Regions from separate parts of the Homo sapiens genome. Here region 2 is linked to region 1. Evidence: chromatin loops called from intact Hi-C (ENCODE). Cell type or tissue: endothelial cell of umbilical vein. All regions are shown on one strand. Links, peaks and the distances in the headings refer to the core of each region. The heading gives the core; the rest is flanking DNA. Region 1 holds the start of ACYP1 (acylphosphatase 1). Region 2 has its middle 15 kb from the start of EIF2B2.

Region 1 (12,866 bases), core at 2,019-10,018:
AATTCTGGAGCCATGAGTTATTTTGCTTGTGCTCTTGCTTTATTTGTGTAGTTAGCTGGTTATTTGTTCAAGCATTATTTGACATTTTCTTAGTAAAGGAGACCGGTGAGTAGCTTCCAGAAGCCCAGAAGCAGACATAACCTCCATTGGGACCTCCTGTGCACTTATGCCCCGTAATCCCCTATTCCAGATTGTTATGACCCAAACTTTAAGGAGAACTGAATGAAAAAGGACAGAAAGGTTAAATGTATCCTACTCAACATATTTATGATGTTTATTTTTTTATTTATTAATTTATTTATTTGAGTCAGAGTCTCCCTCTGTTGCCCAGGCTGGAGTGCAGTGGGGCAATCTCGGCTCACTGCAGCCTCCACCTCCCAGGTTCAAGCGATTCTCCTGCCTCAGCCTCCCGAGTAGCTGGGATTACAGGCGCCCGCCACCATGCCCGGCCAATTTTTGTATTTTTGGTAGAAACGGGGTTTCACCATGTTGGCCAGGCTGCTCTCGAACTCCTGACCTCAAGTGATTCGCCCGTGTCGGCCTCCCAAAGTGCTGAGATTACAAGCTATTTATGATGTTTAATGTGTGCTGTTTGTCTCTCACCTCCAGAATTAAGCTCCTCAGGACAGGGATCCTGTTTTGTTCACTGATGTTTGCCTGGTCACCTAGAACAGGTGCCTGGCACACAGTAGCTGTCAGTCAGTATTTAATTGAATGATTGAATGTATCCCCATGTACTTCTTCGTCTATGCCTTTCTCCTCATGAGAAAATGAGAAGAGGGTTGCGCTTGTTGACTGAGATGCGATGAGGGCTAGGTTTGTGGAGGCCCAGCCGAGTTCCTGGACAGATCCCCAACCCAAAGCTTTTGGGTTGCCGGACAACCGCGTCCTGAAATCCCACCTTCTGGGCGGGCCCGGGCCGAGGCGCCGTCTCTGATTGGTCAGCTGGAGGTGATGGGCATGAGCGACAGCGAAGGAGCAGCTACACACTAAACTTCCGGGCGCGGAGGTTTGCGCGCCTTGGTGAGCCGTTGGCGTGGTGGTCCCGGAGTGATCCTGGCAGCCGGTGGGGAAGACAAGGAGGGTGAGCCGCCAGGGGCCCCCAGGGTGTGCTTCTCAGGTCGATTAGCCCTAAAATGTTAGTAGCAGGGGATTCTGGGAGTTAGTAGCAGGGAATTCTGGTAGTGAGGGAGCGGGACCGGGCATGGATGTAAGGAGGTCATCGGTCCTCAGGTTATTTCCCCAGAAGAGGCTTCAGCGGGCAGCTGCGATCCGAAGCTCCCTCTCCCGGCGTCTGGTTCTTCCTTCACACACACCTTATCACATCCACTCACGTTTCCATTTCCAGGACCTTGAAGTCGGGGAGAGGTCGCAATGGTTAAGGATGGACAGGGGTGGGTGTGGCCCTTTCTGACTCAGGCTTGCGGGTCCTGGAATAATAGCCCTTCACTCTTCTGCTTTCCTGGTTTCTGACAGGTTTGAGCATGGCAGAAGGAAACACCCTGATATCAGTGGATTATGAAATTTTTGGGAAGGTGCAAGGGGTGTTTTTCCGTAAGCATACTCAGGTATGTGGCCTGCAGGCTTTGGGGTGGTAACCTAGGTTGTGGGCATAGGAACAAGGGACGTGTTCTTGACAAATGTGAACTAGAAGCCGCTGGCTATTTGGTAGCTGCATGGCAAAGAGGTAGTTTGTAGAGCAATGAGTATGAAAATGCTGTGCAATCGGTAAAACATGGTGTAAATGGAAGATCACCCTGCTGTTATTATTAGTCAGTGGTGCCTGAGCATCTAGATACACATATTAATGAGCTTCTCTCTTCCAAGGGAAATAGAGGGCTTCCCCAGTGCTCGCCGTTGTGGCATCATCAAACCAAGTCAGGTTTCTTATAGAAAGGCTAACATTGATTGAAGAGCTGGCATTTAGATGACCTGATGTCATGTATATAACATATATAAATGCTTCCTCTGCAGCTGCTGCACTTTCTTCAGACCTCTTTCTCCAAGCTTCCCTCAGTTCTCCACTTAATTTCTTTCTATTCTTTTTTGGTTTTGAAAGAACATTTACCTTTTCCAGCTGACGTTTTTCTTATTAAAAACTCTTTATCCATTCCAGAATAGGTGATGGGAACACTGAATGTGGAGCCTGGTATTCTTCCTAGAGCAATAAAGGATTATTTGAGGGGATGGACAAACTGTTGGCAGCCTCTACCTCTGCTTTAATGTGGCTAATCTTCCCTCAACAGGCACACACAAATGCAAGCTCAATTTACCCTCTGCCTTCTGTAGGTATTGGCTATTGCCTTCCCAGTGTGTCGCTAATCCCACAGATAATGAGTTAGGACTGCAAAACTTCTTTTTTTTTTTTTTTTTTTTTTGTATTTTTAGTAGAGACAGGGTTTCACCATCTTGGCCAGGCTGGTCTTGAACTCCTGGCCTCGTGATCCATCCGCCTCAGCCTCCCCAAGTGCTGGGATTACAGGTGTGAGCCACCGCACCCGGCCAGGACTGCAGAACTTCTTAAGTGTCTCATTCCTGGGACTGTGGTACTTAAAATTCAAATTCTAACCTGGAAGGAATCTTTGAAACATGAATGTGAATTGTCAATACCTCTTTCCCTTTTTCTTTTTTTTTTCTGAAGGATGGTGGCACAGTCACAGCTTATTGCAGCCTTAACCTCCCAGGCTCAAATGATCCTCCTTCCTCAGCCTCCCAAGTAGCTGGGACCACAGGTGCATGCCGCCACACCCAGCTTTTTTTTTTTTTTTCTCTTTTAACAGAGAGCTATGTTGCCCAGGCTGGTCTCAAACTCCCAGGCTCAAGTGATCCTTCTGCCTCGGCCTCCCACCAGTGTGCTGGGATTACAGGCATGAGTGACCATACCCAGCCAATACCTCTTTTTCTTTTCTTTTCTTTTTTTTTTTTTTTTTTTTTTTGAGACAGAGTTTCATTCTTTTTGCCCAGGCTGGAGTGCAATGGCACGATCTCAGCTCACCGCAACGTCCGCCTCCCGGGTTCAAGCGTTTCTCCTACTTCAGCTTCCCAAGTAGCTGAGATTACAGGCATGTGCCACCATGCCCCGCTAATTTTGTATTTTTAGTAGAGACAGGGTTTTTCCATGTTGGTCAGGCTGGTCTTGAACTCCCAACCTCAGGTGATCCGCCCACCTTGGCCTCCCAAAGTGTTGGGATTACAGGTGTGAGCCACTGTGCCCGGCCAATACCTCTTTTTCTAATTATTCAAAAATCATTTCTTCCCATCTGACACTCAAATAGGAAATGACTGTTGAAAACAGAATTGCTGAAACTCACAGCAAGAGCTGTGTTCCAGTTAGCTTTGCTACCAGTTATGCAGGTAAGTTCCTGTAAATTAAGGTGATTGAGATAACAGCTTCAAAGATTAGTCAAAGTTGTTGAGGGAAAAGGGTCAGATAGTGGTATGCATAGCCCATCTTTCTCTACCTGCCCCTCTCCCCAGTTTAAAGAGAGAATAACAGAATGCAGAAAAACAAATATTGATTGGAAAACTGCATATAAAATGACATCTATTTTTTCTTAATTAGGCTTGTAGCTTATTCTTTACTATTTATAATCATTTAAATATATATGTTCATTTGAACAGTTGTTTTGCTGCAATGTTTGCTGTTGATATTATCTAGCCTCTTATTTAAATTCCTTCATTTCTAGAGAAGTGACAAATAATAATTCAGGGACTTTTGAAAACTTGGAATATAATTTACATCCCATAAAACCCATCCTCCTAAAGTGTATAATTTGGTGATTTTTAGTATATTCACAAAATGTTGCACTAATTCCAGAACATTTTCATCATCCCAAAAAGAAACCCCTACCTAGGTTAGCACTCACTCCTCATCCCCTGAGCCCCTGGCAACCACTAACCTACTTTCTGTCTCTATGGATTTGCCTATTCTAGATTGTTGTTGTTGTTGTTGTTGTTGTTGAGACAGAGTCTCAACTCTGCCTCATTCTGTCACCCAGGCTGGAGTGCAGTGGCGTGATCTCGGCTCACTGCAACCTCTGCCTCCTGGGTTCAAGTGATTCTTCTCCCTCAGCATCCCAGGTAGCCGGGATTACAGGCATGCACCACCATGCCCAGTTAACTTTTGTATTTTTAGTAGAGATGGGGTTTCACCATGTTGGCCAGGCTGGGTCTTGAACTCCTCACCTCAGGTGATCCACCTACCTCAGCCTCCCAAAGTGCTGGGATTACACGCATGAGCCACCGTGTTCAGCCTATTCTTGATATTTAATATAAATGGAATCATACAAATGTGGCCTTTTTTTGTGACTGGCTCCTTTCACTTAACATATTGTTTTCAAGGTTTATCTACACTGTAGCATGTATTAGTATCCTATTCCTTTTTATGGCTGAATAATATTCCATTGTATGGATATACCACATTTCATTTATCCATTCATCAATTGATGGAAATTTGGGTTTCTGATTTTTGGCCATTATGAATAGTAGTGCTGTGAACACATATGCACATATTTTTATGTAGACAATGTTTTCAGTTCCATTGAGTATATACATACCTAGGAGTAGATTGCTGGGTCATATGGTAACTTTATGTTTAGCTTTTTGAGGAACTGCCAAACTTTTCCAAAGTAGCTATACCATATTATGTTCTCACTGGCAATGTGTGAGAATTCCAGTTTGTCCACATCCTTGCCAACAATGGTTACTGTCTTTTATGTTAGCCATCCTAGTGGGTATGAGGTAATATTTCATTGTGGTTGTTTGTTTGTTTTTCAGGTATTAATGAATTTAAAAGGATTTAAATCAAGGAATGTTCTCCAACTACAGTGGAACTAAACCACATTAAAAAAATAAAAAGGATAACTGGAAAATCCCAAAATATTTGGAAACCATATAGCACACTTACTTCTAAAATTGTGGTAGAATACATATAACATAGAAATTATTGTTCTAACCATTTTTAAATGTACAATTCAGTGGTCTTAAGCACATTCACATTGTTCTGTTTATCTACAGAACGCTTTTCATCTTGCAAAACTGAAACTCTGTATTCATTAAACACTAACTCCCCATTTTCTCCTTCCCCCATGCCCCTGACAATCATAAATCTACATTCTATTAATTCAACTGCTCTAGTTACCTCATATAAGTGGAATTTTACAGTATTTGTCCTTTTGTGGCTGGCTTATTTCACTTAGCATAATATCCTCAGGGTTCATCTGTGTTATATCATGAAAGTAAAAACAATTTCCTTTCTTTGTAAGACGGAATAATATCCTGTTGTATGTGTATACTTTCAGTGTGGTTTTGATTTGCCTTCCTAATGACTAATGATGTTGAGCATCTTTTCATGTGCTTATTGGCATATTTTATGTCTGCTTTGAAGAAATGTCCATTCAAATATTTTTGCCCATTTTTAGTTATTTGCCTCCTTATTCTTGAGTTGTAAGAATATTTTTATTCTGGATACTAGTCCCTTATCAGATGTATGATATACAAATATTTCTCCCATTCTGTGGGTTGTCTTTTTAATTTCTTGATAGTGTCTGTGAAGTACAAAAGTTTTTACTTTTGATGAAGTCAAATCAAATTTATCTGTTCTTTTTTTGCTTGCACTTTTAGTGTTATATCTAAGAAATCTTCCTAATCCAAGGTCATGAAGGTTCATGCCTATGTTTTTTGTTTGTTTTGTTTTTGTTTTTTGTAGCAACTGGGTTTCCCCATGTTGCCTGGCTGATCCTGACCTCAAGCAATCTGCCCACCTCAGCCTCCCAAAGTGCTGGGATTACAGGTGTGAGCCACCACACCCAGCTGCTGTCATGCCTATGTTTTCTTTTCCTTTTTTTTTTTTTTTTTTTTTTAAGACAGAGTCTCGCTCTGTGCAGTGGCGCGATCTCGATCTCGGCTCACTGCAACCTTCCGCCTCCAGGGTTCAAGCGATTCTCCTGAGTAGCTGAGATTACAGGTGTGCTATATCACGCCCAACTAATTTTTGCATTTTTAGTAGCGACGGGGTTTCACCATGTTGGTCAGACTGGTCTCGAACTCCTGACCTCGTGATCCACCCGCCTCAGCCTCCCAAAGTGCTGGGATTACAGGCGTGAGCCACCGCGCCCAGCCGCCTATGTTTTCTTCAAAATTTCATAGTTTACACTCTTAGATTGAGGTCTTTGATCCAGTTTGAGTTAATTTTTATGTGATGTGAGGTAGGAAATCCAGCTTTATTCTTTTGCATATGAATATCCAGTTGTCCCAGCACCATTTGTTGAAGTGAGTATTATTTCCCACATTCGTCATAGCACCCTTTTCAAAAATCAACATAAATGTAAGGATTTATTTCTGGACTCTCAATACTATTCCATTCATCTATATGTCTGCCTGCTGTAGTTGAGATGTTTGTCCCCTTCAAATCTCATGTTGAAATTTGATCCCCAGTGTTGAAAGTGGGACATAATGGGAGATGTTTGAGTAATGGGGCCAGGTCCCTCATGAGTAGATTAATGCTCTTCCTGGGGGGTGGGAGGGTCAATGAAGTCTTACTCTATTAGTTCCCTGGAGAACTGGTTGTTATTTTTATTTATTTTTTTTGAAACGGAGTCTTGTTCTTGTCGCCCAGGCTAGAGTGCAGTGACACAATCTCGGCTCACTGCAACCTCTGCCTCCAGGGTTCAAGCAATTCTCCTGCCTCGCCCTCCCAAGTGGCTGGGATTACAGGCACCCGCCACCACACCCAGCTAATTTTTGTATTTTTAGTAGACACAGGGTTTCACCGTGTTGGCCAGGCTGGTCTCAAACTCCTGACCTCAGGTGATCCGCCCGCCTCAGCCTCCCAAAGTGCTGGGATTACAGGTGTGAGCCACCGTGCCCGGTGAGAACTGGTTGTTAAAAAGAGCCTGGTACCCCACCTCTTCCCACCCCTGCCTCACAGTGGAAACAGCCTAAGGCCCTCACCTGATGCCAGTGACAGTCTCATGCTTATACAATCTACAGAATCATGAGTCAAATAAACCTCTTTTCTTTATAAATTACCCAGCCTCAGCAGGTAGTTCTTTTTTTTTTTTTTTTTTTTTTTTGAGACAGAGTCTTGCTCTGTTGCCTAGGCTAAAGTGCAGTAGTGCGATCTCGGCTCACTGCAACCTCCACTTCCTGGGTTCAAGCAATTCTCCTGCCTCAGCCTCCTGAGTAGCTGGGATTACAGGCACCCACCACTGCGCCCGGCTAATTTTTGTATTTTTAATAGACGGCGTTTCACCGTCTTGGCCAGGCTGATCTCGAACTCCTGACCTCATGATCCCCCCACCTCGGCCTCCCAAAGTGCTGGGATTACAGGTGTGAGCTACCACGCCTGGTCCTCAGGTAGTTCTTTATAGCAACACGAAATGGTCTAAGCCACTATCCTTATGCCAGTACCACACTGTCTCAGTTACTGCAGCTTTGTAGTAAGTTTTGAAATTGGGAAGTGTGAATCCTTCAACTTTGTTTTTCCTTTTCAAGATTATTTCTAGCTATCCTGGGTCCCTTATGTTTCCATGTAAATTTTAGTATCAATTTTTCGATTTCTGCAAAAGCACTGGGATTTTGATAGAGATTGAGTTGAATCTGTAGATCAATTGGGTAGTAATATCATCTTAACAATGTTAAGTATTTCAATACATCAGTAAGGGATGTCTTTCCATTTATTTAGATACTCTTTAATTTCTTTCAAGAATGTTTTGTAGATTTCCATATATGTCGTGCAATTCTTTTGTTAAATTTATTCCTAGACACTCTATCTTTTTGATGCTATTATAAATGGAATTGTTTCCTAATTTCATTTTCAGTTTTTCATTGCTAGTGTATAGAAATACAATTGATTTTTGTATATCAATCTTATATCCTACAACCTTGTGAGACTGTTAATTAGCTCTAGTGTGTGCCTGTGTATGTTTCTTAGGACTTTTTGTATACAAGATATGTCATCTACAAATAGAGGTAGTTCTGCTTTTTCCTTTCCAATCTGAATGCCTTTTCTTTCTCCTGCTGTGGATAGACCCTCAAGTATAATATTGAGTAGAGTGGTAACAGCAGACATCCTTGTCTTGTTCCTGATCTTCGTGGGAACGTTTTTAATCTTTCACCATTAAGTATGATGTTAGCAGTGGGTTTTTCACAGATTCCCTTTATCAGGTTGAGGAAGTTTCCTTCTGTTCCTAGTTTGTTGAGTGTTTTGATCATAAAAGAGGTATTGGTTTTTGTCAAATGCTTTTTTGCCATCTATTGAGATGATCATATAGCTTTTGTTTTATTAATATGGTGTATTAAATTGATTACTTCTTGTATATTGAACCAACCTTGAAAGAAATCCTAGTTTGTCATGGTATACAATTCTTTTTCTGTGTTGCCTGATTTGGTTTGCTAGTATTTTGCTGATGATTTTTGCATCTCTGTTCATAAGAGATATTGGTCTATGGTTTTTTGGTTGTTTTTTCTCGTGACAGCTTTGTTTTTGGGAGGCTGAGGAAGGAGGATCATTTGAGCCTGGGAGGTTAAGGCTGCAATAAGCTGTGACTGTGCCACCATCCTTCAGAAAAAAAAAAGAAAAAGGAAAAGAGGTATTGACAATTCACATTCATGTTTCAAAGATTCCTTCCAGGTTAGAATTTGAATTTTAAGTACCACAGTCCCAGGAATGAGACACTTATTTTTCATTTTTATTTTTTAGCTTTAGTTTTAGTATGAGGATAATGCTGGCTTAATAAAATGTGTTGGGAAGTGTTTCCTCTTCTTTTTTTTAACCCTTAATTCTTGGTTTGGATCTTCTTCTATTTTTTGGAAGAGTTTGTGAAGGGTTGGTAAAGGATTTTTTTTTAAACATTTGGTAGAATTTACCCATGAAGCCATCTGGTCCTGGGCTTTTTATCTGTGGGAAGTTTTTGATTACAAATTCCATCTCTTGGTATAGGTCTATTCAGACTTTCTATTTCTTCTTGATTCAGTTTTGGTTGTTTGTCTTTCTAGGTATTAGGTTTGTTTTCATCCAAAAAAATTTAATCTAATTTTTTGGCATATAATTGTTCATAGAATTCCCTTTTATCCTTTTTATCTTTGTAAGGTTGGTGGTAATGTCTCCTTTTATTTCTGATTTTAGTAATTTGAGGCTTTCATCCGTTTTTCTTTATCAGTCTAGCTAAAGGTTGTCAATTTTGTTGATCCTGTCAAAGAAGCAACTTTTGTTTTATTGATTTTCTCTATTCTTCTGCTTTCCATTAATTTCTGCTCTAATCTTTATTTCCTTCTTTCTGCTCATTTTGAATTCAGTTTGCTCTTCTTTTTCTAGTATCCTAAGGTGGAAATCTTGATTATTGATTTGAAGAGAGTTTCTTTTTAGATTGCAACTAGAGGTGGTGATTACAGTCCTTGAAATGTTGTCAGATGATTGTTTAAGCAAAAATATGGTTATGAGGTAGAATTCACTTTTTGGAATTTTCTTAGGGGAGAAAAACCCTGTTGGTGCAATAGATATTCAAAACTGAACATGAGTCAATAACATTATGTCATCATTAAAAAAATAAGAACAGAGTTGAGCACACAAATGAAACCAGTAGGAAACGCCCATTCTCAACACTGGTCAAATTTTGGAGTGTTCTGTTCAACTCTCAAGAGTTCAGATAAGGCCAGGTGCAGTGGCTCATGCCTGTAATCCCAGCACTTTGGGAGGCCGAGGCAGGCGGATCATGAGGTCAGGAGATCGAGACCATCCTGGCTAACACAGTGAAACCCCATCTCTACTAAAAATACAAAAAAATTAGCCGGGAGTGGTTGCGGGCGCCTGTGGTCCCAGCTACTGGGGAGGCTGAGGCAGGAGAATGGCATAAACCTGGGAGGCGGAGCTTGCAGTGAGCTGAGATCACGCCACTGCACTCCAGTCTGGGCGACAGAGCGAGACTCCGTCTCAAAAAAAAAAAAAAAAAAAAAAAAAGAGTTCAGATAAATCACATTGCAAATTTTTAAAGATTTATTTGACTGTGACAACCTCCTGTTTAAAACTGCACATTCTTACAGCTATTTACCATATAAGATAACTCTTAAGAACTGGAGATAGTCAGCTCCCCTGGGTTAATTTGAAGCAGAAGAGGGCAGTTGTTATACTGCCCTGTCAGTTGGATGCGGAGTCTTACTCAAAATTCATTCTCAGCATTCTTCTTTTATGGTATCTTCTTTGGCACTTAGCAGCGCATCAGGTAGGCATCTTCTATTTTTCTTCATTCCTTAATTTCCTTTGTATCCCTCAAATGGTTATTTATTTGGCTGGAGTCTGTTTTGTTCATTAAGCAAACATGTCTTTGCTTTGAACATGTCTTTGATTTGATGGATACTTAAATTCCTCATCAAACATTTTGTTGCTATGCATAACGTTTTCTTTGGCCAACTCCAGCAATTTCCCACATTTTGACATGCAATCATGTTAACTCCCATTTTCTTTTGTAATCCAACATCTTCTATTTAGATAATTACTTTAACAATCAATGACTTAATATTCTAATCATAAATTTATACAAAAATAAAATTACCTCCAAAACATTGCTACCTTTCCTAAACATTCAGTCTTGCCACAGTTTAATAAAAGGAAAGAACATTAAAAAGGATAAGACACTGTAATGATTAGATGCTTTTTATAAGCCTAAAGGCATTGTGATTATTTAGACAGAAGAGAAGAAAGTGAAGTGAAAACCTGATAGTTATGTAGTCTCATGGTTTGCTGTTGAGAGGCTGAACACCAGCTGCTTTCCTTTTCTAGGAAGATAATAAAGTGGGCTTTGGCTACAACATAAAGATGTTGGGTTAGACAGTTTCACTACAGTAAGAACAACGGGATGAGTTGCCCAGGAAATTGTGAAATACTTTCTAATGATCTTTAAAGATATAATGAACACTAATTCATCTGGATTTGTTTACGTGTGGTCCTGGTTAAAGGCAAAGGGAAGGATCAGATAACTTCATGTTTTTTCCATTTAACATACCCAATAGATTCTTGATTAGGGGAAGGGAAAATGAGCAAGATACAGTCCAGTATTCTAAAAACAATCAGCCTTAGGGGATCATTTCAAAAGCATCTGTTTTGGACTTAAGTCTTTGATACTTAACCAAATTGACTACACAGTGAAAAATTCTAGTGCCTGGGTTTTATAGGGTAGAAGAAAGACATGCAGTCAAGTGGCCAATACTTCATGTGAAGATAAGCAATGAGATCCTTCTTGCTGTCTTTCTTTTGACTGTTCTGGGCAATATCAAATTAGTTTCAGTGGCTTGATTCTAGGCCAAGATTCTGGCAACAGATTGTAGTCTTACCTTGTTTTCTTCAATCTCACTGGATCTCTCTCTCTTTTTACCCCCCTTAGGCTGAGGGTAAAAAGCTGGGATTGGTAGGCTGGGTCCAGAACACTGACCGGGGCACAGTGCAAGGACAATTGCAAGGTCCCATCTCCAAGGTGCGTCATATGCAGGAATGGCTTGAAACAAGAGGAAGTCCTAAATCACACATCGACAAAGCAAACTTCAACAATGAAAAAGTCATCTTGAAGTTGGATTACTCAGACTTCCAAATTGTAAAATAATGGCCTGAATTTAAGTTTTCTAAGATAAACTCAGTGGTTTGGTTTTTATTATTAATAGAGATAGAACTATTGTGTGTTAATATTAGCATTAGTCAATAAGTTATTTTAATGTCAGATTTTTGAATGTTATTATATATTACCTGTATGATGGAAGGATTACCACTGTACACAAATCTAATCAATAAAAACGTTAGAACCTTCTGCTTAGAGTACTTTTAAAAAATCTTCAGTGAACTTCCTTTTGGGCGAAATGAGAGGTCTTTATTCAGTAAACATTTGTAGGAAGAGGATTTTGAGGTAATTTAAAGAGGTCTGAAAGAAAAAAAGTCTGAGTCATTTCTTTAAATGGTTTCTATGAAATGTTCTTCAAGAAATTCCATGCCTAATAAGAACAAATACCACAAGTTCAATTTGTTAGCTCTGTTCACCTTATGTTTGGATGAATTACTTCTGCTGTTGTTTCTTTTCTCTGGGTAAGGAATTCACATAAAGTTATGTTATGGGCTGAACTGTGTCCCACCAAATTCATATGTTAAAGTCTCAGTCCCCAGTACCTCAGAAAGTGACTGTATTTGGACATAGGGCCTTTAAAGAGGTGATTAAGATTAAATGAGGCTGTGAGGGTGGGCCCTAATCCAATCTGACTGGTGTTCTTATAAGAGAACATATTGGCTATAGACACGTGTGCAAAAATCAAAGACCCTGTGAAAATGGCCATCTACAAGCCAAGGAGAGAGGCCTCAGGAGAAATCGTTGCTGCCAACACCTTGATCTCAGACTTCCAGTCTCTAGAACTGAGAGGAAATAGACTTCTGCTGCTTAAGCTACTCAGTCTGAGGTATTTTGTTATGGCAGCCCTAGGTATAGTAATAATCATAAACAGTTATCAGGATTTTGCTTAATCAGCCCTAGAAGACTGGTTGGTTGGGTTTGGTTAGTCACTAAACTAGCATATATCAAATGCTTACCAGGTCTGACAAATTCGTTATAAATTCCACTTTAAATTCTCAATGAAAATGAGATAGAAAGCAAAAACTAAGGACTGGTTAACAATTCCAAAACACTTTATTCTCACAGCATTCTCAGAGTTCTGCTCTCCTTTAGTTATTTTTATAACTAAAAGCTGTGGTGGCACTGGGGAGATTCAAGTCAGTGAAGAGAGTCTTGGTGTTGTCATCTGTAAATTAAGAGTTGAGCAAAGGCCGGGTGCGGTGGCTCACGCCTGTAATCCCAACACTTTGGGAGGCCGAGGCGGGCAGATCACCTGAGGTC
Region 2 (12,866 bases), core at 2,899-10,898, 72 kb after region 1:
GCTGGCTGGCTGCTCCGAGTGCGGGGCCCACCAAGCCCATGCCCACCCGGAACTCCAGCTGGCCTACAAGCGCTCCCCGGTTCCCGTTCGTGCCTCTCCCTCCACACCTCCCTGCAAGCTGAGGGAGTGGGCTCCAGCCTTGGCCAGCCCAGAAAGGGGCTCCCACAGTGCACTGGGGGGGGCTGAAGGGCTCCTCAAATGCCACCAAAGTGGGAGCCCAGGCAGGGGAGGTGCCAAGAGCAAGTGAGGGCTCTGAGGACTGCCAGCATGCTGTCATCTCTCACTATGTTTGTTGCTGTTGTAGATGATTATCATTCTTCTTCATCATTGCCAACTTGATAGTGAAAATACAACTCCTTTTAATTTTCATTCTTTGCTTATTAGTTAAGATGAACATTTTTTCATATATTTATTTGCATTTCTTCTCTTATGAATTTCTGGTCATATGGTTTGCCCCTTTTTCTGCAATGTGTGGCAGATATTTTGGTCATCCACCCAAATTCATTTCTTTCTTCTTCCTCGTTAACAGAACTGATTTTGCTTGATTTCTGTCTACAGATAAGGTGACTGTAACTCATGGGTAAACCCTAATTGGTCTAAACCAATCATGGTAATTCCATTCTCCTGTTTTTACAAATTGGTGTAGCGTAACCTATTTTCTAGCCAGCAGGATATGAAAGAGGTCTGTTTGGGATTACCTGGAAAGGTTTCCCTGCTCTTAAGAAGGAAGCAGAGAAGACTACTTAGTCTCTTCTATCGCTGGTCTTTTTGAATATGATGCCTGGACATACTGCAGCTGTCTTGTGACCTGAGGTCTCAAGACTTGGGAATAAGGTTAACATGCTGAGGATAGGAGAACAGAAAAACAGAAAGAAGCTGGGTGTGGTGGCTCACACATGTAATCTCAGCACTTTGGGAGGCGGAAGTGGGAGGATCGCTTGAGGCCAGGAGTTCAAGACCAGCCTGGGCAACATAGTGAGCTCTGCCTCCCCCTTACCAAAAAAGAAGAAAAGAAAAACAGAAAGGACCTAGGCTCTTGACAATATCAACACTTAATGGGTATTTTATGTATATTAACTCTTTTCATTCTTACAAAAACCTTGAGATAGGTGCTCTTAATGTAACCATTTTCAAAAGAGAAACTTGAGGCAAAAATAGGTAACTCGCTCAATGTTACACACCTAGTAAGTGGAAGAGCTGGAATGTAAACACAACAGTCTGGCTTCAGAGCCTGAACTTTTAGTCTATGTACTGTGGTATCTTTTATTAAAATTTTGTATGAAATCAACAAAACCAGAAGTTGCCCTACCTTTAGACTCTTTATGTAAAATGATACATTTCTCTATTGTTTATATAATTTTGAATGGAGTTCTCTATCACTTGCAGTCCAAAGCAACTTGATATTGGGTATTTATCTGTTTTTAGTTGATTTGTAACATCTATTTATATACTGCATTTAAGATACCAACCATTTGACTGCCATTTGTGCTGCGATATTAGTATTTTTAGAAATTTTGTCCCAATTCTCATATATTCCTGTGGGAGCGCAAATTAAAGCACCTTTTAGTAGCTGTTTTAGTTGGGAAAACAGCAAAAGACTTTAAAATGTTCATTTATACCCTTTGAGCCAGCATATCCATGTTTAGAAATGCATTCTAAGGAAATAATCAGAAATAGGCATACAGTTATCCACAATAATATTTTTCTTTTATTTTTATTGTTTTCTTTTCTTTTTGAGACAGAGTTTTGGTTTTGTCACCCAGGCTGGAATGCAATGGTGCAATCTCGGCTCACTGCAACCTCTGCCTGCCGGGTTCAAGTGATTCTCCTGCCTCTGCCTCCTGCCTAGCTGGTATTACCGGCCTGAGCCAGTACACCTGGCTAATTTTTGTATTTTTAGTAGAGATGGGGTTTCACCATGTTGGCCAGGCTGGTCTCAAACTCCTGAACTCAAATGATCCGCCCACCTCAGCCTCCTAAAGTGCTAGGATTACAGACGTGAGCCACTGCGCCCAGCCCACAATAATATTTTTCACTTTATTATTTTTAACACAAAAATCAGAAATAAACCTAAATATTAAAAATTAGGAGATTGGTCTAGAACATTATAGTACAAAAAGTACTTTCAACCTGGCTGTTACCATGCTTGCGAGCTATATTACCTTGATATAAAGTAGTCTGATTAACATTTGGAGCTAAAATGGTATTAGCTTTATTCTCTTTATTCTCTTCTTTATTCTCTTAAACTTGGAAGATGAGCTACTTTCTATTGAAAGTAATTCTTGTTTTTGAGACTTGAAAGCTGAAAGGTACCTCAGGTGCTTTATAGTTTCCATGTATCTTTGTGATTCTTCAAAACTGAAATGGAAATTATGATTGCGTATTTGTTATATAATTATTTTCAAAACAAAAGAATGTTATAGTACAGTCATACAATGGAATATCGATTTTTGGAATTTTGATATGGTAAATGCTTAACAATAAGGAGAACTGTTGATAACATATTGTCAGTTTTGTTTATTTTCTATTTTTATTTATTTATTTTTTTTTGAGATGGACTCTTGCTCTGTCACCAGGCTGGAGTGCAGTGGCACGATCTAGGCTCTAGGCTCACTGTAACCTCTGCCTCCTGGGTTCAAGCAATTCTCCTGCCTCAGCCTCCCGAGTAGCCGGGACTACAGGTGCGCACCACCACGCCCAGCTGATTTTTGTATTTTTCATAGAGATGAGGTTTCATCATGTTGGCCAGGATGGTCTCCATCTCTTGACCTCATGATCCGCCTGCCTTGGCCTCCCAAAGTGCTGGGATTACAGGCGTGAGCCACCACGCCCGGCCGTATTATCAGTTTTAAAAGGCGGATTGCACACAATCACTCTTGAAAATAGTTGGGCAGTCCCTTTCAAAACTAATAATGAACTTATAATACAACCCAGCAATTGTATTTTTGGTGATTTATCCCAGAGAAATGAAGAACGTCTACATAGGAACTTGCAGGTGAATGTTCATGGCAGCTTTATTCATAATAGCCAACAACTGGAAACTACCCAATGTCTTCCAACTGGTGAATGTTTACACAAACTGTACATCCATACCATGGAATACAGCTCGGTAATAGAAAGGAATGAAATATCGATATATCCAACAACTTAGACTAACCTCAAGGAAATTATGCTGAGTGAAAAAAACCCATCTCAAAAGTATAGGCCAAGAGTGGTGGCTCACGCCTGTAATCCCAGCACTTTGGCATGTTGGGACAGGCAGATCACTTGAGCCCAGGAGTTCAAGACCAGCCTGGGCAACATGACGAAACCCCGTTTCTACTAAAAATACAAAAAAAAAAATTAGCCAGGCATGGTGGCACATGCCTGTAATCCCAGCTACTCAGGAGGCTGAGGCACAAGAATCACTTGAACCCGGGAGGCAGAGGTCACAGTGAGCTGAGATCACGCCACTGTACTCCAGCCTGGGTAACAGAGCAAGACCCTGTCTCAAAAAAAAAAAAAAGTGTACATACTGCATAACTTTACTTATGTAACAATCATGAAATAACATAATTATAGAAATAAAGAATAGATTAGTGGCTTCCAGGAGTTACAGATGGGTGGGATGTGTGGCTACAAAGGAGTAACACTAGGAATCTTGTGATATTAATAGTACACTTGGGTTTCTTGATTGTGGTGGTGGTTATGCAAGACTACCTGTGATAAAATTGTGCATATACACACACACACACACACACACACACGGAATGCATGTATGAAATCTGAATAAGCTCTGTGGATTGTACCAATGTCATTTTCTTGGTTTTGACATTGTGTCATGGTTGTATAAAATGTTAGCATTGGAGTAGTCTGGGGGGAAGGATGCAAGAGAGAGAAGGATATACATTTATTTGCAACCTCCTGTGAATCTACAATTATTTCAAAATAAATAGTTAAACAAACAAAACCAGGATTTATGAAATAAAAACATCTATTTAAAAGAAAATTATAAAATTATAAAGCATTACATTTGGGGGATGGTCATTTTTTTTTAAGAGACAGGGTTACTGTGTCGCCCAGGCTGGGGTGCAGGGGTCCAATCATAGCTTACTGTAGCCTCAAACTGATCCTCCCCCTTCAGCCTCCCAAGTAGTGAGGACTACAGCTACAGGTGTGGGCCACCACATCTGGCTAATTTTTTTTTTTTTTTTTTTTTTTTTTTTTTTTTGTGCAGACAGGATCTTGCTATGTTCCCCAGGCTGGTCTTGATCTCCTGGCTTCAAGAGATCCTCCCATCTTGGCCTCCCAAAGCACGGGGATTACAAGCGTGAGCCACTGTGCCCAGTGAATTTTTAAAGTAACTCTAGCTGTAATTGTTAAATGACACAATGCTAAAATAGATCTTGAAAGAGGCTGTTTAAAGTCTCTCTCTATATGTATTTTTTTTAAGACAGAGTCTTGCTCTGTCACTCAGGCTGGAGTGCAGTGGTGCAATCTCGGCTCACTGCAACGTCCGCCTCCTGGGTTTAAGCAATTCTCTGCCTCAGCTTCCTGAGTAGCTGGGATTACAGGTGCTTGCCACCACGGCTGGCTAATTTTTGAATTTTTAGTAGAGACGGGGTTTCACCATCTTGGCCAGGCTGGTCTTGAACTCCTGACCTCGTGATCCACCCGCCTCGGCCTCCCAAAGTGCTGGGATTACAGGCATGAGCCACCGTGCCCGGCCTAAAGTCTATAATTTTTTTAAAGCAGGATGTAAAAATAGTATATTTGGTGGGACCTCAATTTCACTCTAAAAATATACTTTATTTGTATGTATTATATATATATAAATATACACAATACACATATTCTTACACATACATATATATGTATATAGGTGTGTGTGTGTGAAGTGTGTATAATGACATATACTATGACATTAACAGTGACTATCTCTGGATAGTACGATTACAGGTTTATCAGAGACAATTGCTCCCAAAGCCACTCTCCCCTCCTATAGTAATAGAGTTTTAGCTGGGAAAATAGCCACCCAGAATAGAAACTACATTTCCCAGTCTCCTTCACAGGTAGATGTGGCCATGTGCCTATGTTCTTACCAATGGGAAGGTGTGGAAGTATTAACATTTTGTTGCTGCTTTTGAGAACCTTCCCTAGGAGATAGCTGGGATGGGTCTTTGGCCTCTTCATGACTTTCTCTTTCTTGCTGCATTTCTGCTCTGCCAGCTTAGGTGATGAGGATACAGGTCCTACTGTAGGGATGGCAGAGGAGTGAGCCAGAAGGAGCCTGCACACTCTGAGGTCTCTGCGGAGTGGAGCTCCCATACCAGCCTGGAATATTCACCTCTGGGCTTCATACAGCTGAGAGCTAAATAAACTTCAGTCTTGTTTAACTTCCACAGTTATCTAGGAGTTTCCATCACTTGCAGTCACACCCAACTCTAATAAAATGCAAGAATGATTTTTATTTTTATTTGTGTACTGTTCTGTATTTTCCAAAATTTCTACAGTTAACATATGCCGTTCATAATGAGAAGTAAAAGTTATTTGTAAGAAACATAAGAAATCCATCAGGCCCATTCTTTCAGCCAGAAATATGATTATGTTGATCAAATCTTCCAGATTTTCCAGAAATGTCCCAATTCCAAACATTATGGCTGATTGTCTGCATAATTATCAAATAACAGTTTCCTGGACTTAATTTGGAGAATACGGTGATTATGATGATAATTCTGAACTGGGGGCAGCAAGGCTTACTAAAATGTTTGTGTCTTTATCCTTCTGTTCCAAAGAATCTCCTTTAGGCCATAGGATCACTTCCTTTTCCTGAAGGCCTTTGACTCAACACTTGGGCATGTGAATGCACTACTGTTTTTATCCTTCTCTGATTGTTTTGGTGGATAAGTCATGTCTCTATGCAACCTGAGAACAAGTGCTATTGTAGTAGACACCTGTTGTTTTTGTCTGCCCTGCACCCGCTTTCCGTTGGGAACTGCCCTTCCTCATCTCATGTGATTTGGGTGGAACTGTCAATCCCAGCACCTCCTCGTGCCCCAAGTGGCCCCTAACCACAGGCCTGGCCCCCCACACCTGGGACTGGTCCATCATCCAACTTCCACGCTGATTGGTCATGCAAAGCCATTCAGTCCTGTGATTTGCTATATGGACCCTGGAAGAAAGCAGGTTTCTGTCCTCATCTGCTGTAAAGAGGTTGGCTTTGGACTAGCGGTGGCTACCTTTCCTGCCTCATGGGGAGAGCTTGTCTAGTGTAGGAGAAAGTCAGCCAGCTGCTCCAGGAGAAGCAAGTAGAGCCCAGTCCTAGACAGAGGGAGAAAGAACAAATGAGCTGATGATTTGAGATGAGCTGATGATTTGAGATGAGCTGACATGGGCCCTTAGATCTAGCCATGGCTGAAGGTACAGCCACCCTTGGACTTCTCAACAAATTCCCCTTTGGCTTAACTTTTTGGGTTGCTAGAGCCTTGCCTAAGCTTCTTGTGTCCTCCCAGGAGCCCAAGCCTATTTTCAGTCAAGGGAGGAGTGTGTTATTTGGTTGCTTCTGCTAAACAAGAAATTAATCTTGCTCTAAATACAGATTTATATTTTGTGGCATCTGGCTCTGTTCTTGAGCTTCCCTGACACTTTATCATGATCAATTGCTAGGAATCGTTTTTTTTGTGTGTGTGTTTTTTTTGAGAAGGAGTCTCGATCTCGTCACCCAGGCTGGAGTGAAGTGGTGCAATCTCAGCTCACTGCAACCTCTGCCTCCTGGGTTCCAGTGATTCTCCTGGCTCAGCCTCTTGACTATCTGGGATTTACAGGCACGCGCCACCACGCCCGGCTAATTTTTGTATTTTTGGTAGAGATGGGGTTTCAACATGTTGGCCAGGCTGTTCTCAAACTCCTGACTTCAGGTGATTCACCCGCCTCGGCCTCCCAAAGTGCTAACATTACAGGCGTGAGCCACTGCGCCAGGCCAATTGCTAGGAATTTGAAGGGAAAGTCTAATGACAGACACAGGTAGTGGAACCCAGGGTACGTGATTAGAAAAAAAAAAACAATCTTACCCTATTGTTAGTAGGATTGTGTATTAATTGTTGCTCTTCATAGATCAACATATTTAACATGTAACAAATATTTATTATGCACCTTTATACCAAGCACCAACATTGCATACTGGAAACAGGCCCTGTACAAGGAGAAACTCAATACTAATAAACAGATCATCCCTTATACTTTAGAGGATTTTTGCTTTTTGGTTAGAGACTTTCATTTTCCTTATCTCTTTTGGTGTCTACAACAGCCCTATGAGATGGGTTGGTTCTGGTCAACAGATAGTTATTCTGCAATTGATAGGTCCCTTCTGCTAAGTGAGAATGTCCAATCATTTAGGTACACAAAACAATATAGTCTGAGATTCTGAAAGAAAAAACAAGTGGCGATCAAGGCCCAGTAGCCAGTTATTCTCTTAGTCACTGAACGTTAAATCATTTAAAAGCTGGGGTTTGAAAGTCACACACATCTCCTGGAGTTTGCCCCTCACAAGCTGGGTGACCTTGTCTGTCAGTGGAGATGTTAGTAACAGGGAACTCTGATAAATGGTAAGGATCTCAAACATTTAGAGACATGTACTACTACTGGCCTTTTTTTTTTTTTTTTTTGAAACAGAATCTCATTCTGTCACTTAGGCTGGAGTGCAGTGACACGATCTCATCTCCCTGCAACTTCTGCCTCCTGGGTTCAAGTGATTCTCGTGCCTCAGCCTCCTGGGTAGCTGGGATTACAGGCGTGGGCCACCACACCTGGCTAATTTTTGTATTTTTAGTAGAGATGGGGTTTCACCATGTTGGGCAGGCTGGTCTTGAACTCCCGACCTCAGGTGATCCACTGGCCTTGGCCTCCCAAAGTGCTGGTATTACAGTCTGAGCCACAGCACCCGACCTACTACCGATCTTTAAAGTAGCAGGTCTGGATACCCATTACATAAGAGAATTTTTAGAACTCTCCATAAAAGGTGATTCTGGTAGACCTGGTTGTAATTTCAGACTGGACAATTCAGAGAAAAATAATATCGACTTTTATTTTGATAACTCCTCTCTTTCAAGGACTCCCCAGTTATTTTAACTACCTGAGAATGTCTCTTTCAAGGACTCCTTGCATGGTGGTGCAGCCCCGTCCAGATGCCTGTGTCCTGGGTCCCAGCAGATTCCTGCCACTCTTGGAGCAGACATGGCCCTCGGTGACCAACCTGCAGGCAGCAGACCCCAGAGGCCCAACACTCCCTCACTCGCATCTGACTCCCCTCTGTCCCAGGAATAGTTTCTGTCCCTGGTTTGATGGCCGTGGCCAGGAATATTCTAACAGACAGTCATTGTCTAACTTCAGAGGGTAGTTTGATTAACTGGTTTCTGAGCAGGGTTTTCGGGCAAGAAGGCAAAACTTCTCAAGCTGCTCTCTCCATTGCACAGAATGTGGAGGTGGGGATAACTGAAGTCAGAAAATTCTTTCCAGTCTCAGCTAATTTCCCTTCTTGGGGCTTGAGGAAGAAGAATCACAGTGGCCTGCACTGATGAAGCACCTGCATTGTGCCAGAGACTTTTTATAATCACCTCGAAGTCTCCCAGGGCTCTGTACGGTAACATAGGCATGTTAACATCTTCATTTTACAGCAGAAGAAGCTGAGGCTCAAGTTGAGTGGCTTGCCACTGGTGGGGACCAAGTGTAGGTTCTAACCCAGGGTGTCTGTCTCCAGAGACTGCCACAGTGCCTCCTAATTCCACCACGGCCACATCCTTCTTGTTAGAATGGGAGGAATGGCCTTGAGGGGTCAGACAGGGGCCAGGCTCCCACCAGCCTCTAAAGCCTTCAGGACCTTGGTGATAGAAGCTCTGCGTCCCTCTCCTTGCCCCCTGAGTATGAAGCTGACAGATGAAAGTGGAATGGGTGCCAAGGAAGCTGGGCGTCAGGCTTCTGAGAGCCGAGCCCCAGCCTCGATAAGATGCCTGGCACACACCTGAGGGCACCGGGGAGTGGAGAGGAAGAGTCCTGCTGGGTTCTGAATGCGGGGCCGCCAGTCCCTATCCCCTAAGGGAAGAGAGCACAGAAACTTCCCAAGGCTCATAGGCCCCAGCCTGGGGTGGACAGCTCTGCAGAGCCCAGTGGCCAGTCACACTCCGTGGGAAAGCCTTGGCCCTGGCCCCCCCGGGAGCCACGCTGGTGCCGCCTCCTGCCCACGGCTTGGCTCAGCGGGTTCCCAAGTGGCTTTACTTCCTCCCCCCTCTTGCTCCCACCTCCCACAGTCCCCAGGGAGACAGGGAGGCCACTGGCAGAGTTGACCCTCAGTCCCCAAGTCCCACAGGCCCCTGCAAGCGCCTTCCCCCACACACCTCAGAGCCAGGCTTCCCCAGGAGGAGCAGGAGGGGACTCTACCCCTCCCCAAGGAGCCCCTGCCCCAGGTCCATTTAGGGCTGGCCGGCCCCATCCCCACTCCTTCCGCTGTCCACTGAGGCTCCACTCTCGGCTGCAATAACAGGGCTTTGGGTATGGGCTGTTGTTTTTGCAGCTGGGATGGGGCGGAGCAGCAGCGGGAAGGCGTCTAGGGCACTGACCGTCTGAGAAAGCCCCGAGCCCACATTCCCACTAGGCCCAGGGCAGCCCCTTCAGGCTAGTGACAGAGCTGTTCCTGGGGAGAGAGGCCCATGGGCGAGGCCCAAGCATAGAGGGCAGGCAGAGAAGGAGGCCAGCCAGTAGGGCTGAGAGAGTTTAGGGGAGCCTAGGAGCCCCACGCCCTCTCTGAGCCACCCCTCCCCAGATGACTGTGGCCTCCCTCGTTTCTAACTGCAGCTGGACCCAGCCTCTCCCCGCTCGCCCAGCCCCCGCACACATCTGGGAGATGCTGGAGAAAGCTTCTTTAAAACCAAGAACAAACACAACCAAACATCTCATTTACTAAGGGGAAAATGCTGGAAACTAAAAAGAATGAAATCAAGATCACCCCTAGTCCCTTCATTCAAAAATATTCATTATGAACATCTTGACATATTTCCCCATAAGCTATTTTTAAAGTTGTGGTAAAATAGACATAACATAAAATTTACCTTTTTAAAAATTTTATTTATTTATTTTTTTTTTTTTTTGAGATGGAATCTCGCTCAGTTGCCCAGGCTGGAGGGCAGAGGTACGATCTCAGCTCACCGCAACCTCTGCCTCCCGGGTTCAAGCAGTTCTCTTGCCTCAGCCTCCCGAGTAGCTGGGATTACAGGCGTGTGCCACCACACCCGGACCAATTTTTTTGTATTTTTAGTAGAGATGGGGTGTCACCATATTGGCCAGGCTGGTTTCGAACTCCTGACCTTGTGATCTGCCCACCTCGGCCTCCCAAAGTGCTAGGATTACAGGCATGAGCCACCGCACCCGGCCCTAAAATTTACCATTTTAACCATTATTTTGTGTACAGTGGCATTCGTACATTCACACTGTTTTACAACCATCATCACCAGCCAGCTCCAGGACTTTTCATCTTCCCAAACTCTGTACCCATGAAATACTAACTCCCCATTCCCACCTCCCCCCAGCCCCTGGCAACCACTTTTCTACTTTCTGTCTCTCCAAATTTGGCAACTCTAGGTACCTTGCCTAAGTGGATCATACAGTATTTGTCCTTTCCTGTCCGGCTTCTTTCACTGAGCATATTAGCTTCAAGGTGCATCTATGTTGCAGCATGTGTCAGAATTTCCTTCCTTTTAAATGCTGAGTAATATTCTGTTGTGTGTCACATTTTGTTTATCCATTCATAACCTGTTTTTCAAGATTATACTTTGTCAGATGTTAAATACTCTGATTTTTTTTTTAACTCAGCTGTTGCCATGTCATTAAATTTTTTTTCTCAACATGATTCTTTTTTTTTTTTTAAGACAGGGTATCACTCTGTCACCCAGGCTGGGATGATTGTGGCATAATCACAGCTTACGGCAACCTTGACCTCCCAAGCTCAGGTGATCCTCCCACCTCAGCCTCCCAGGTAGCCGAGACTACAGGTATATGCCACCACACCCAGCTAATTTTTTGTATTTTTTGTAGAGACAGGGTTTTGCCACATTGCCCAGGCTGTTCTCAAACTCCTGGACTTAAGTGATCTACCCTCTTTAGCCTCCCAAAGTTCTGTGACTACAGGTGTGAGCCACCATGCCTGGCCCTAAACATGATTTTTAGGGCTGCCTTTTCATTCCTCGTAGATGGAATGGCACGTATTTCACCAGTATCCTACTCTTAAATACTGAGATACTTTCTTTGTCTGCTTGGTTTGTTTGTTCACTATTATAAATGGCCCCGAGAAAAACATCTTGGTAGAAATTTTTTGGAGGGCCCTCCTGTGGCCCTGCCTGACTTCTGACGTCTCAGGTGATTTCCCAAGGGAGAACCCCAGGAGTAGAATTGCTCTTCAAAGTGATAAACACTCCCCAGTCTCTTGATAAATATCCCCCCAAACTTTCCAGAAAAATCATGCCCACTGCTCCTCCATGAGCAGGGTAGGAAATCCAGAGGCTTTTCCTTTGCTCACCACACATTCAGCAAATTTCTGAGCATCCATGGGCCTGGCCCTGAGGACCTGGGGTGCTGGGCTGTGCCTCATCTCTCCCTGGAGAAAGGTGGAGAGCTCTACAAACAAGGGTTCAGGGACTCCTGCAGCTCCCTGTCTTAAATCCTTGATGGCCATGGAGCCGAGTGGCTCGGGAGAGAGCCAGCCTGGGCAAGGAAGCAACTAGTGGGGTGGGGGTACAGCATCTCTATCCCAGGTGTGGCTTAAGGCTGGCCTAGGTCCACTCTGCAGACCCCTTAGTGGCTGCCCAGCCAGCCCCATGCAGAGGAGTAGCTATGTAAATGACAGCTGTTGAGGGTTTACTATGGGCCGGGCCCACTGACCCCTCACACAAACCCTGTGCTACAAGTACCTTTATTATCTCCGTTTTGCTGACCAAGGGACCGGGTTCCATTTGGTACTGTGTTTAAGGCACACAGCTGGTGTGCAGTAGAGCTGGGATTCATAATCAGGTCTAACTCCAGAGCTTGTGCTCTAGATGGTTCCCACGTCCTGCTGCTTCTCCCAGGGGCTCTCCTGGCATCCCAAGTCTGGGAGAAGAAAAGGAAGCACTGTGGGCCAGTGATGGTCTGTGGGGTGGGATCAGCTCTGCCCTCTCTGCCCAGCCTTGCTCAGCCCTAGGCCAGAGACCTCTGGCCACAGGGAATGAGGAACACTCCATGTCCCAGAGGGATCTGGCTAGGGCAGGAATGGGGCGACTAGGGCAGGGGCAGCGGGATCCACGCTGCACACAGAAAGCCTGATTGTGTACAGACTGTGTTCTTTGGAAAAACAAGTATCATGAAGTCGTCTTGTTTTGGACAATCTGATGTCCCAGAGACCCAATGCCAAAAAAAAAAAAAAAAAAAAGGGCTGAGGAACTGGAGCCAGCACCGTTGAAGCCTTCAGGTGAAGCTGGCCCTTCAAGGGTGGGGAATGGGAGCTCCCGCAGGCTCCCAAGCTGGAACCCGGTGCTGACGGCTCCTAGGGGTCCAGGCTTTGGGCCGGAGAAATTATTCCACATACAGATGGGAGCAGATCAGAGGAGCTCAGAGTCCTCTCCCGGACCACAGCCTGGAGGGCCACGTGCAGAGGGGCCTCACCACATCCAGGAAGCACCAAGATCCGCCTGAGCCCAAGGAGCAGGCGCAGAGGCAGCCAGGTTGGGGGCCGGCCAGGCCTCAGGCTGTCAGAGCACCCTACAAGGCAGGGAAGGCTGCTCAGCATGAACCCAGGCGGGGAGGGAGATCTTTTTTCCAGAACAAGACTCCCTGTGGGGCGCAGGAAAGAACTCAGTGGGCTCAAG

What was found. Hi-C counts contacts between places; a loop is a spot of excess contacts. Peaks named below come from ENCODE experiments on the same cell type or tissue, not always from the same donor. Only the 100,000 strongest peaks of a DNase experiment are listed, where the experiment ranks them.
Region 2: it touches region 1 in a loop (5-fold over the local background); 4 of 110 quality-filtered maps call a loop at or near these places.

The regions. Positions count from the first base shown.
Region 1 is chr14:75,052,172-75,065,037 of GRCh38, reverse strand. It overlaps ACYP1 (acylphosphatase 1), which reads left to right and starts at 1,014. Exons shown (of 3, transcript NM_001107.5): 1 at 1,014-1,084; 2 at 1,477-1,568; 3 at 11,379-11,795. The coding sequence starts at 1,485. The coding sequence ends at 11,594. RefSeq lists an enhancer at 674-843. In endothelial cell of umbilical vein, for the core only: no CTCF peak of the experiment used is centred there; a DNase peak (open chromatin) is centred at 5,197; H3K27ac peaks cover 1,456 bases.
Region 2 is chr14:74,981,389-74,994,254 of GRCh38, reverse strand. No RefSeq gene overlaps it. Among named protein-coding and RNA genes, the nearest start is that of EIF2B2, 15 kb to the left of the region's middle. RefSeq lists an enhancer at 12,458-12,866. In endothelial cell of umbilical vein, for the core only: no CTCF peak of the experiment used is centred there; DNase peaks (open chromatin) are centred at 5,924 and 10,664; H3K27ac peaks cover 4,892 bases.